Regions from separate parts of the Homo sapiens genome. Here region 1 is linked to region 2. The links are chromatin contacts, found by Hi-C or POLR2A ChIA-PET in ENCODE. All regions are on one chromosome and are shown on one strand. The core of a region is the stretch at or near the end of the contact, and the rest is flanking DNA. Distances in the headings are between cores, read along the strand shown.

Evidence for each region. A loop is a pair of places that touch in the nucleus more often than their neighbours do. ChIA-PET counts read pairs that join two places held with the same protein, here RNA polymerase II (POLR2A). Pooled maps may share reads with other maps.
Region 1: a pooled map shows a loop between it and region 2 (5-fold over the local background). The contact joins the promoter of DNAAF3 here to the promoter of GP6-AS1 in region 2. A Hi-C loop is called at or near these places in 1 of 168 maps with a recorded cell type or tissue (CD8-positive, alpha-beta T cell) and 6 of 50 pooled maps. POLR2A ChIA-PET finds 5 or more read pairs at or near these places in 3 of 52 experiments (WTC11 and activated naive CD4-positive, alpha-beta T cell).

The regions. Positions count from the first base shown.
Region 1 is chr19:55,164,432-55,170,874 of GRCh38, forward strand. It overlaps DNAAF3 (dynein axonemal assembly factor 3), which reads right to left and starts at 2,182. Exons shown (of 12, transcript NM_001256715.2): 1 at 2,092-2,182; 2 at 1,898-1,986; 3 at 1,427-1,569; 4 at 939-1,032. The coding sequence starts at 1,982. DNAAF3-AS1 (DNAAF3 antisense RNA 1) reads left to right here. Exons shown (of 4, transcript XR_007067345.1): 3 at 113-369; 4 at 1,388-2,473. LOC124904795 (small nucleolar RNA U13) reads left to right here and starts at 2,740; the gene lies at 2,740-2,843. RefSeq lists a silencer at 1,562-1,793.
Region 2 is chr19:55,004,525-55,010,394 of GRCh38, forward strand. GP6-AS1 (GP6 antisense RNA 1) reads left to right here and starts at 1,703. Exons shown (of 3, transcript XR_001754013.3): 1 at 1,703-1,765; 2 at 1,893-1,940.

The DNA of each region.
Region 1 (6,443 bases), core at 932-3,431, 160 kb after region 2:
AGATCGTGCCATTGCACTCCAATCTGGGCAACGGGACAAGACTCTGCCTCAAATAAATAAATAAATAAACAAACAAACCTGTTTTCTTTTTCTTTCTTTCTTTTTTTTTTAGATGGAGGTTTTGCTTTTGTCGCCCAGGCTGGAGTGCAGTGGTGTGATCTCGGCTCACTGCAACCTCTGCCTCCCGGGTTCAAGTGATTCTCCTGCTTCAGCCTCCCGAGTAGCTGGGACTACAGGCGCCTGCCACCACACCCGGCTAATTGTTGTATGTTTAGTAGAGACGGGGTTTCACCATGTTGAGCAGGATGGTCTCGATCTCCTGACCTCGTGATCTGCCCACCTCAGCCTCCCAAAGTGCTGGGATTACAGGTGTGAACCACTGCACCCAGCCTCTCCTGGAATTTTCTAAGTGGCTCTAAGATGTATTATATTTAGCCCCATTTTACAGGTAGGAGGAGCTGAGGCTCTAAGATGGCAAATTACATCAGAGGGGACCATCATCAATAAATATATTGGATTTTTTTTTTCATCAGAGGTACCACACTGGAAAATACCAAACATTTTTGGTTTTTAGATGGAGTTTCGCTCTCTTTTTTTTTTTTTTTTTTTTTTTTTTGAGACGGAGTCTCGCTCTGTCACCCTGGCTGGAGTGCAGTGGCGCGATCTCAGCTCACTGCAAGCTCCGCCTGCCGGGTTCACGCCATTCTCCTGCCTCGGCCTCCCAAAGTGCTGGGATTAACAGGCGTGAGCCACCGCGCCCGGCCGGAGTTTCGCTCTTGTTGCCTAGGCTGGAGTGCAATGGCGCGATCTCGGCTCACTGTAACCTCCGCCTCCCAGGAAAATAACCAAACTTTTTAATTGTACCATTGAAATGCCAGAATCCCTCTAGGGAGGGGGAGGAGACCAGCGGTCAGAATGCCTGGGTCCTAGCAACAGACCTTGCAGCCCCATCTTCTCCGGTTCCTCCAGGGCTAGGCTGAAGATCAGCATGTGTCGGGCCACAGCTTCCAGATTATTCTCCAGCACAAAGAACTAGAAGGATGGACAGGGCAGAATAATTCTGAGACCTGTTTGCCTGGGTCCTAGGAGACCCAGGAGAGCAGGCCCTCAGCTCTCTCCTTCCACACACCCGAGTTCTGTACACCAGCCTCTTCCTTCAAACACAGAAGTCTGTGTCCCCAGAGCTCTCTTCCCTTCCATTACTCAGAAGACCTCATCCTCGAGCTCTTCCCCACTATAGAACCCAGGAGTTCCAAACCCCAGCCCCTTCCTTCCCCCAAGACGCATCGGTTCGCTCCCAGCTTCTGCCTCCCTCAGATCTAGGAGTCTCCAGCCCCTTCATTCCTGGACCTGAGGTTTTAGAATTTCAATCCCTTCCTCCCTCAAGGACTCGGGAATCTGGGCTCTCATCTTCATCCCAGCTCACGTTGAACCTCCTGCGAGGCCAGAACTTCGCTCGGGACAGGGTCCGCAGCAGGTGCCGTCCATCCACAGAGCCCAGAAGCAGCACATCTAGCTCGGGGTTGCTGTGCACTGTATCGGCCTGGGAGTCTGGGTCCACAGGAGGACCTGGCAAGATGACAGCTGGCTGGGGCACCATGGTGGTTGGCAGAGCGTCCACCGTAGCATCCCCTATAAAAAATGGACTACAAATCCCAGTAGGCGTTCCGCCCGTGGCCTAGGTTCTAAGGGGAGGTGTTTCCTCTGAGTATTCTGGGATTCGCAGTCCGCAGACAGGACCTCGGGGCTGCCCCTGGGAGCGCGCCCTCTGCCGCTGGAGCGTTGGAGAACGTTAGCGCCCCCCTTGCCACCGACGCTGGGACTACGAGCTCTAAAAGGCCGTCTGCTCAGGCTGGGAAGGCAGACGGTGTATCAGACCTTGCGTGCTGGGACTCACTTTCAGCCTGCAGGTCCAGCGCCGGGGACAGGCCCCACCAGGACACGGAGCCGAAGCCGCTGCCGGAGCCGGCAGGTGTGGTCATCACCCTGCGGAAAAGACATTCTGGGAATCGCACACATTGCCCGCCCCGCTCCCCTCTCACCGCCCCTCACTTCTCGCCCCTTTGCCTCCACATGATACCTTGCCCACACCTTTATCCTCCAAATATCCCGGGACGCCCCTTCCTCTCTGCTCAGTGCAGCACTGTGGACCCGCGGCACTCCACAACCGCTGCCCAGAGTCCCCGCCCTTTTCGAGGAATCAAGCAATGGAAGCATGTGGGATGGGACCACAGCGAGCAACTGACCAATGAGAGTGAGCGAGGCCCGCCCTCTACAAACTTTTGGCCAATGGGAGCACTGAGGGCCAGCCTTCCCCCACACCTAGGAGAAGAGGGCGTGTGGACGCGGTTGTCATGACGACGGCGCCGGCGGGGGAAGGGGCGGTGCTAGAACAGGTTGGGGCGGAGTCAGGGTCGGTCCAAATTTCTGGAATGGGGGAGGCCTGGGCTGATTAAAATTGAGAGTGAAGGGAGCTTAATCTTATTTCTTGTTTTTTGTTTTTTTGTTTTCTTCATATGCCTTTGCTCATACGTAACGGAATTTTCATCAATTCAAATAAAGTGAAGTGTCTAGACTTTAGATGGCAGGCTTCTGAGCCCGCTCCCCGCCCCAGCACAACGTGGGCTCTACCACACAGAACAGCCCACAGGTGGGACACTGATGTGCAGGTCATTAAAAATTCAGGGATTTGTGAGCTGGTTATTGTTACACGAAGCCATAATTTAAACTTACAGCTAGATCCTTTTGTAGTTTCTAAGCGGGATGATTGGGTGTTCACGCGCATGCGTGAGATGTGCCTCCCTCAAACCTTGTTACGACATCGGCACATTACTCTTCTGACATGAACAAAAAAATTACAGGTAAATTCTGTAATCGTACAGTTAAATCAACTGCATTAAAATAAGGGTAAGTCGGCCGGGCGCTGTGGCCACGCCTGTGATCCCAACACTTTGGGAGGTCAAGGTGGGCAGATAACTTGAGGTCAGAAGTTGGAGACCAGTCTGGCCAACATGGTGAAACCGCGCCTCGACCTTAAAAAATACAAAAATTAACCGGGCGTGGTGGCACGCACCTGTAATCCCAGCTACTCCGGAGGCTGAGGCAGGAGAGTCTGTTGAACCTGGGAGGCAGAGGTTGCAGTGAACTGAGATCGCGCCTCTGAACTCCAGCCTGGGCGACAGAGCAAGACTCTGTCTCAAAAAAAAAAAAAAGAAAAACCAAAGTCTGAATGAGGCACATCTCTAGATCACCCCAGCACCCAGCACTGGGCTCAGCGCCCAAGGGGACTTGGCTCTCTGCCTCCTCTCCTTGCCCAGACACATGAGCTTAGACCAGTCACCCTTTCTGAGCCTCAGTCTGCTGCTCTGTGAAATGGGAATGTAGCGTGCAGCGGGCAGAGGTGCAGCGGATCTGCCTCCTGAGGGCAGATCTGGGCACTGGGAAGACAATACCTACTGGGGAAACGAAGGTTGAGACCTCAGACATTCCTGCAGAATCAGGCTGGCTAACCAGCCCCTTCCAGGCCAGCTCTAAGCCTGCAAGAGCCCCAGATCCTGGGTTTCTCTCTGGAGAATTAATGCCTTTCCTCCCTATTTCTCCCACTCTCCCAACAAATTCTCAGCAAAGGAACCAGAGTGACATTTTTTTTTTTTGAGATGGAGTCTTGCTGTGACACCCAGGCTGGAGTGCAGTGGCGCGATCTCGGCTCACTGAAACCTCCGCCTCCCGGGTTCAAGCGATTCTCCTGTCCCAGCCTCCCAGGTAGCTGGGACTACAGGCATTTGCCACCACACCAGCTAATTTTTGTATTTGTATTTTATTTTGTGTATATATATATATATACACACACAAAATAAAATACAAATATATGTATATATATTTATATATACACAAAATAAAATACAAATATTTTGTATATATATACAAAATAAAATACAAATATACATATATATACATATATATATATATATATATAGAGAGAGAGAGAGAGAGAGAGAGAGAGAGAGAGTTTCACTCTTGTTGCCCAGGCTGGAGTGCAATGGCGCGATCTCGGCTCACCGCAACCTCCGCCTCCCGGGTTCAAGCCATTCTTCTGCCTCAGCCTCCCGAGTAGCTGGGATTACAGGCAGGCGCCAGGACGCCCGGCTAATTTTGTATTTTTTGTAGAGACAGGGTTTCTCCGTGTTGGTCAGGCTGGTCTCCAACTCACGACCTCAGGTGATCTGCCCGCCTTGGTCTCTCAAAGTGTTGGGATTACAGGTGTGAACCACCGAGCCAGGCGATTTATTTATTTATTATTTTTTTTTTAGAGACGGAGTCTTGCTCTGTCGCCCAGGCTGGAGTGCAGTGGCACGATCTTGGCTCACTGCAACCTCCGCTTCCCGGGTTCTAGCAATTCTCCTGCCTCAGCCTCCCAAGTAGCTGGGATTACAGGCGCACGCTGCCACGCCCAGCTAATTTTTTGTATTTTAGTAGAGACGAGGTTTCACCGTGTTGCCCAGGCTGGTCTCGAATTCCTGAGCTCAGGCAATCCACCTGCCTTGGCCTCCCAAAGCGCTAGGATTACAGGCGTGAGCCACCGTGCCCAGCTCCAGCGATTCTTTTTTATTTTTAGTAGAGACGGGGTTTCACCATGTTAGCCAGGCTGGTCTCGAACTCCTGACTTCAAGAGTTCCGCCGGCCTCAGCCTCCCAAAGTGCTGGAATTACCGGTGTGAGCCACTGCACCTGGCCCAGAGTGATCTTAAACATAAATCAAATAATGTCTCCCACCTCTTCAAATCCTCCAAAGTCTTCCCGCTGCACCTGGACACATTCCCCGCTCCTTAGCTTGGCTCCCTATGCCCTATGCAATCTGCAGTCATCCACCCCTGAAGCCACATCAGCCTCCTGGCTCCTTGGAGAACACACCAAGCCGTTTGAACCCCAGGGCCTTTGCAACTTGGGATTCTTTTGCCTTAAATTATCTTCCCCCTCATCTTTGTTTTCTATATATTTATTTTTGAGACAAAGTCTTGCTCTGTTATCCAGACTTGAGTTCAGTGGTGTGATCATAGCTCACTGCAGCCTCAACCTCTCAGGCTCAAGCAGTCCTCCCACCTCAGTCCCCTGAGTAGCTGGGACCACAGGCAAGTGCCGCCATGCCCGGATATTTATTTATTTATTTATGTAGAGAAAGGGTCTCACTAGTTGCCCAGGCTGTTATTTATTTACTTATTTGAGATGGAGTTTCACTCTTGTTGCCCAGGTTGGAGTGCAATGGCGCTATCTCGGCTCACTGCAACGTCCACCTGCCGGGTTCAAGCCATTCTCCTGCCTCAGCCTCCTGAGTAGCTGGGACTACAGGCATGTGCCATCACGCCCAGCTAATTTTGTATTTTTAGTAGAGACAGGGTTTCTCCGTGTTGGTCAGGCTGGTCTCAAACTCCCGACCTCAAGTGATCCGCCGGCCTTGGCCTCCCAAAATTCTGAGATTACAGGCGTGAGCCACTGCGCCCGGCTGTATTTATTTATTTATTTATTTAAGGCAGGGACTTGCTCTGTTGCCTAGGCTGGAGTACTCCAGCCTGAAACTCCTGGGCTCAATCGATCCTCCCACCTCTGCTCCCCAAGTAGCTAGAACTATAGCCACGTGCCAGCATACCTAGCTAACTTTACAAATTTTAAAAATAGAGAGGTTATCCAGGCTGGTGTCTAACCCTGGGCCCCAAGCAATCCTCCTGCCTCCCAAAGTGCTAGGATTAAGGCATGAGCCATCGTGCTTGGCCTTGTTTTCTTTTTAAATTGGTGTAAAACACACACACTATTAAGTTGATTGGGAATGACATTTAGTACACTTGCAATGCTGTGCAACCATCACCACTGTCTAATTCCAGAACTTTCTCATCACTCCAAAAGAAAACACGTACCCCATTTATCTCCCCATTTCTCTCTCCTCTGTCCCTGGCAACCACGAATCTACTTTCTGTCTCTATGTATTTGTCAGTGCAGGAGATTTCTTTTGGATGGAATACTGCACTATGCAGCCTTCTGTATCCGGCTTCCTTCACTTGGCATAATATTTTCAGGACTCATCTATGCTGAAGCATGAATCAATGCTTTCTTCTGTTTTTATGACCAAATAATATTCCACTGTTGTTCTCCCTAACCTTTGCAAGCTTCGTTCCTTCTTGTCATTCAAGTCATGGCCCAGACCGCACCTCCTCAGCAAGGCTGCCCCTGACCACCCTCCCTAAGTTATGTCAGCCTTTTTACGTTTTGGTCCCAGTGTGGACGGCCATTTGTAATGGTTTTATTCTTCTATCGCTCTGCTTTCTTGTTGAGACAGAGACCCAAGGACCCCATTGCCATCATCTAAATCAATCCCAGGATTTAGAGACAGGCTCTCTGGCTGTGTGATTCTGAGCATTTCACAGGAATTCTCTCTCTCTCTCTCTCTCTCTT
Region 2 (5,870 bases), core at 453-2,952:
ATGGTGGGCTTGGGAAATGTTCCTGGAGCAAAAAAAAGAGCCAGAAGTCATGAGAGCCTGACCCCCTCCCCCAACGCGCACACACACACACCACTCTCTACCTCCAAGCCTCATTTTCAGGCTTCTCAAAGCTAAGGTCACTCCCATGAGCTAAGCCGCGCTTTTCTCAATCCTCAGCTCTTCCACAAGAATAGGAAGAACTCTCTCCTGTTCAAGATCCTGTGGCTCAGCTGCAGCTCTGGAAGAAAGACCCCGGTGAGGGTCTTGCTTTTCACAATCCCCAATCCCAGACCACATCCTGTGCCCCAAAACAACTTCCATGGTAACCACATCCTTCAGGAAGTGAAGTCAGGCAGGAAGTCAAGTCAGAAGACGGAATGGGCTGGGCATGGTGGATCGCACCTGTAATCCCAGCACTTTGGGAGGCAGAGGCAGGTGGATCACATGAGGTCAGGAGTTTGAGACCAGCCTGGCCAACATGGTGAAACCCTGTCTCTACTAAAAATACCAAAAGTAGCCAGGCTTGGTGGTGCATGCCTGTAATCCCAGCTACTCTGGAGGCTGAGGCAGGAGAATCGCTTAAACCCGGAAGGCGGAGGTTGCAATGAGCCGAGATCGCACCATTGCACTCCAGCCCGGGGGACAGAAAAAAAAATGTAGCTGAGCATGGTAGTGCACGTCTGTGATCTCAGCTACTTGGGAGTCTGAGGCAGGAGAATCACTTGAACCCAGGCGGTGGAGGTTGCAGTGAGCCAAGATTGTAATAGTCCAATGTGTTCACCTTGCCCACTGCCTAGACAGAGCTGATTCGTCAAGACAGGGAATCGCAATAGAGAATAATTCATGCAGAGCTGGCTCTACGAGAGACCAGAGTTTTATTATTATTCAAATCAGTGTCTCCCAGCATTCAGGAAGCGTTTTTAAGGATAACTTGGTGGGTGGGTGGGAAGCCAGTGAGCCAGGAGTGCTGTTTGGTCAGGGATGAAATCGTGGGAGCCAAAGCTATCTTCTTGCACTCAGTTCCTGAGTGGAGGCCAAAAGATAAGATGGGCCAGTTTATTGATATGGGTGGTGCCAGCTGATCCATCAAGTACAGGGTCTGCAAGTTAAACGCTGATCTTAGAAGCAGTTTAGGGAGGGTCACAATCTTGTAGCCTCCAGCTGCATGACTCCTAAGTCATAATTTCTAATCTCGTGGCTAATGTTCGTCCTACAGGGCCAATCTAGTCCCCAGGCAACAAAGAGGTGTGCTTTGGAAAAGGGCTATCATCTTTGTTTAAACTATAAGTTTCTCCCAAAGTTCAGCCTATGCCCAGGAATGAAAAAGGACAGCTTGGAGGTTAGAAGCAAAATGGAGTCAGTTAAATCTCTTTCACTGTCTCAGTCATAATTTTGGAAAGGTGGTTTCAAGCTGGCACAACTGCACTCCACCCTAGGAGACAGAGCGAGACCCTGTCAAAAAAAAAAAAAAAAAACAAGAAGTGAAGTCAAGATAGGAGGTAAATTCGGAAGACAGGAAGTGGTGGTAGAAGACAAGAAGTGAAGTCATACAGGAAGTAAAGTCAGAAGACAGGAAGTGAAGTAAGAAGACAGGAAGTGGTTGTAGAAGACAGGAAGTGAGGTCATACAGGAAGTAAAATCAGAAGACAGGAAGTGACGTCAAACCAGGATTTGCAGTCGGAGGCAGGCAAGAAGTGAAATCAGAAGACGGGAAGTGGCTGAGGGGAACGTCTTTTCTCTCTCCTGCTCAGCCCGAAGTGAACAGGTAGCATCAGGTGTGCCATTTCAGTGACTGGGCACAGCCCAGGCACCCACATCTCTCTGCAGCGCCTATTCTTGGAACACCAGAGACCTCTACACTATTTTCTGTTGCTTTTTTCCTTCATTTTCAGAGATGAGATCCTGGATTGAATGACTACTATGGAAAGTGATTGACCAAGGTAAGTCACAACTATCTTGTTCTTTAATTTTGGTGTTGTTTGTTATGACTTGTTAGCCGTCTAGCACTCATAGCTTTGCATTTCCACTCTGCATTACTTGTATTTTTATTATTTTGTGATATTCGTAATAATTTATTATAAAACTGTGTTATTTTTGGATATTTTTAAGTTAAAATGCGATTTTTTAACTAAGTGGCAGTATGCAAAGCAAGTGGTTCAGAACTCTCCCCCATTAATAAGTCTTCTCTCCTGAAAGAAACAATTTTGAGACTTCCTGTTCTTAATTCTGTTTAACAGCATACTTCTAAAAGAAAAAGTGTATACTGTTATTATTTATTGTGTTACAAAAATATACACGCACCTTTCATGCACGTCCGTGTGAAGAGACCACCAAACAGGCTTTGTGTGAGCAATAAAGCTTTTAATCACCTGGGTGCAGGTGGGCTGAGTCTGACAAGAGAGTCAGCGAAGGGGGATAGGGGTGGGGCCGTTTTATAGGATGTGGGTAGGTAAAGGAAAATTACAGTCAAAGGGGGGTTGTTCTCTGGCGGGCAGAGTCGGGGTCATAAGGTGCTCAGTAGGGGAGCTTTTGAGCCAGGATGAGCCAGGAGAAGGAATTTCACAAGACAATGTCATCAGTTAAGGCAGGAACAGGCCATTTTCGCTTCTTTTGTGGTGGAATGTCATCAGTTAAGGCACGAACCGGCCATCTGGATGTGTACGTGCAGGTCACAGGGGATATGATGGCTTAGCTTGGGCTCAGAGGCCTGACATTCCTGTCTTCTTATATTAATAAGAAAAATAAAATGAAATAGGGGTAAAGTGTTGGGACAGCAAAAATTTTTGGGGGTGGTATGGAGAGATAATGGGTGATGTTTCTCAAGGCTGCTTTGAGCAGGATTAGGGGCGGCGTGGGAACCTAAAGTGGGAGCGATTAAGCTGAAGGAAGATTTTGTGGTAAGGGGTGACATTGTGGGATTGTTAAAAGAAACATTTGTCATTTAGAATTATTGGTGATGGCCTGGATACAGTTTTGTATGAATTGAAAAACTAAAGGGAATAAGGAAAGGAGAAAAACAGGTATTAAAGGTCTAAGAATTGGGACGACTCAGGACATCTAATTAGAAAGTGCCTAAGGAGGTTCAGCATAGCCTTGCCAGCAAAGATTATTTATTTATTTTAAGAGTTAACAGTGGCGGTATGGGGATAGTACCAGGAGATACCAGCTGTGCTGGCTTGGAGAAACAGTGTAAACTGGCAGTGTAAACAAGAGCAGGGCATGTGTGAGTAGTTGAGAACGGTGAATAGGAGTATGACTAGACAGAAGATAGTAGGGATGACAAGTTTTTTGGGGCACAATCTAAGTTGGTCTGGTGTCTGGAATGAGACTGGGGCCTAATAAAAAGGAGTGTCTACACAGGAGCTTAAATGGGCTGTATCTTGTAGCATTCCAAGGACAGGCCTGAATTCTGGAAGCGAAAATGGTAAAAGTATTGTCCAGTCCTTTTTAAGTTGGTGGCTGAGCTTGGTGAGGTGTGTTTTTAATAGACCATTAGTCTGTCACTGAATACTAAGAGCCTGAAAAAATGCTTGGCTGATTTGACTAATAAAGGCTGGTCTGTTAGCAGACTGTATAGAGGTGGGAAGGCTGAACTGAGGAATTTTGTCTGACAGAAGGGAATGACAAGGCTAAACTGAAGAATTATGTCTGACAGAAGGGAAGAAATGACTGCGGTGGCCTTCTCAGACCCTGTAGGAAAGGACTGTACTTACCCAGTGAAAGTGTCTACCTAGACTAAGAGGTATTTTAGTTATCTTACTCGGGGCATGTTGAGTAAAGCTAATTTGCCAGTCCTGGGCGGGGGCAAATCCTTGAGCTTGATGTGTAGGGAAGGGAGGGGGCCTGAATAATCCATGAGGAGTAGTAGAATAGCTGATGCAACACTGAGAAGTGATTTCTTTGAGGATAGATTTCCACAATGGAAAGGAAATGAGAGGTTCTAAGAGGCTGGCTAGTGGCTTGTACCATAGCATAGCCTGCCTTTGCTGGTGTGTGGCGATTAGGCCTGGTGGAACCGCCATCAATAAACTAAGTGTGATCAGGGTGAGAAACAGGGAAGAAGGAAATGTGGGGAAATGGGGTGAACGTCAGGTGGATCAGAGAGATGCAGTCATGGGGGTCAGGTGTGGTATCTGGAATAATGTGGGAGGCCAGATTGAAGTCCGGGCCAGGAACAATGGTAATTGTGGGACTTAACAAAGAGTGAGTACAGCTGAAGGAGCCAGGGAGCAGAAAGTATATGCATCAGGTGTGAGTAAGAAAATAGATTTTGGAAATTATGAGAGCTGTAGAGAGTGAGTTGAGCATAGTTTGTGATTTTGAGGGCCTCTAAAAGTATTAAAGCAGCGGCAGCCACAGCACGCAGATATGAGGGCTAGGCTAAAACAGTAAGGTCAAGTTGTTTGGACAGAAAGGCTACAGGGTGTGGTCCTGGCTCTTGTGTAAGAGTTCTGACCGCGCTAACCATGCCTAGGAAGGAAAGGAGTTGTTGTTTTGTAGAAGGTGCTGGGGCTTGAGAGATCAGTCAGACACGATCAGCAGGGAGAGCACGTGTGTTTTTATGAGAATTATGCCGAGATAGGTAACAGATGAGGATGAACTTTGGGCTTGACTGAAGTAATGGGGGCTGTCTGTGAAACCTTGCAGCAGTACAGCCCAGGTAATTTGCTGAGCCTAATGGGTGTCAGGGTCAGTCCAAGTGAAAGCGAAGAGAGGCTGGGACGAGGGGTGCAGGGGAATAGTGAAAAAAGCATCTTTAAGATCAAGCATGGAATAGTGAGTTGTGGAGGAAGGTATTGAGGACAAAAGAGTGTAGGGGTTGGGCACCACAGGGTGCATAGGCAAAACAATTTGATAAGGCGCAGATCCTGAACTAATCTGTAAGACTTTTCCGGTTTTTGGACAGGTAAAATGGGGGAATTGTAAGGAGAGTTTATAGGTTTTAGAAGCCCATGCTATAGCAGGCGAGTGATAACAGGCTTTAATCCTTTTAAAGTGTGCTGTGGGATGGGATATTGGCATTGAGCAGGGTAAGGGTGATTAGGTTTTAATGGGATGGTAACGGGTATGTGATCAGTTGCCAGGGAAGGAGTAGAGATGTCCCATACTTGTGGGTTAAGGTGGGGGAATAGGAGAGGAAGACGCGAAGGAGGCTTTGGGTTGAGGAGAAGGGTGGCAATGAGATGCGGCTGTAGTCCAGGAATAGTCAGGGAAGCAGATAATTTGGTTAAAATATCTCGGCCTAATAAGGGAACTGGGCAGGTGGGGATAACTAAAAAAGAGTGCATAAAAGAGTGTTGTCCAAGTTGGCACCAGAGTGGGGGAGTTTTCAGGGGTTTAGAAGCCTGGCCGTCAATACCCACAACAGTTATGGAGGCAAGAGAAACAGGCCCTTGAAAAGAAGGTAATGTGGAGTGGGTAGCCTCCGTATTGACTAAGGCGACGGACTTACCTTCCACCGTGAGTGTTACCCGAAGCTCGGCATCCGTGATGGTCTACAGAGCTTCCGAGGCGATTGGGCAGCATCAGTCTTCAGCCGCTAAGCCGAGAAGGAGTCAGAGAGCCTTGGGCCAGAGTTCCAGGGGCTCTGGGAGTGGCTGCCAGGTGAGTTGAACAGTCCGATTTCCAGTGGGGTCCCGCACAGATGGGACACGGCTTAGGAGGAATCCTGGGCTGCAGGCATTCCTTGGCCTGGTGGTCAGATTTCTGGCACTTGTAGCAAGCTCCTGGGGGAGGAGGTTCTGGAGGAACGCCTGGCCGCTGCGGTTCAGTTCCCTTCTTGTGTGCTGGAGATGTGGCTGGGGTTTGTCTCACAGTGGAGGCAAGGAATTGCAACTTTTTTCTATTATTGTACACCTTGAAGGCGAGGT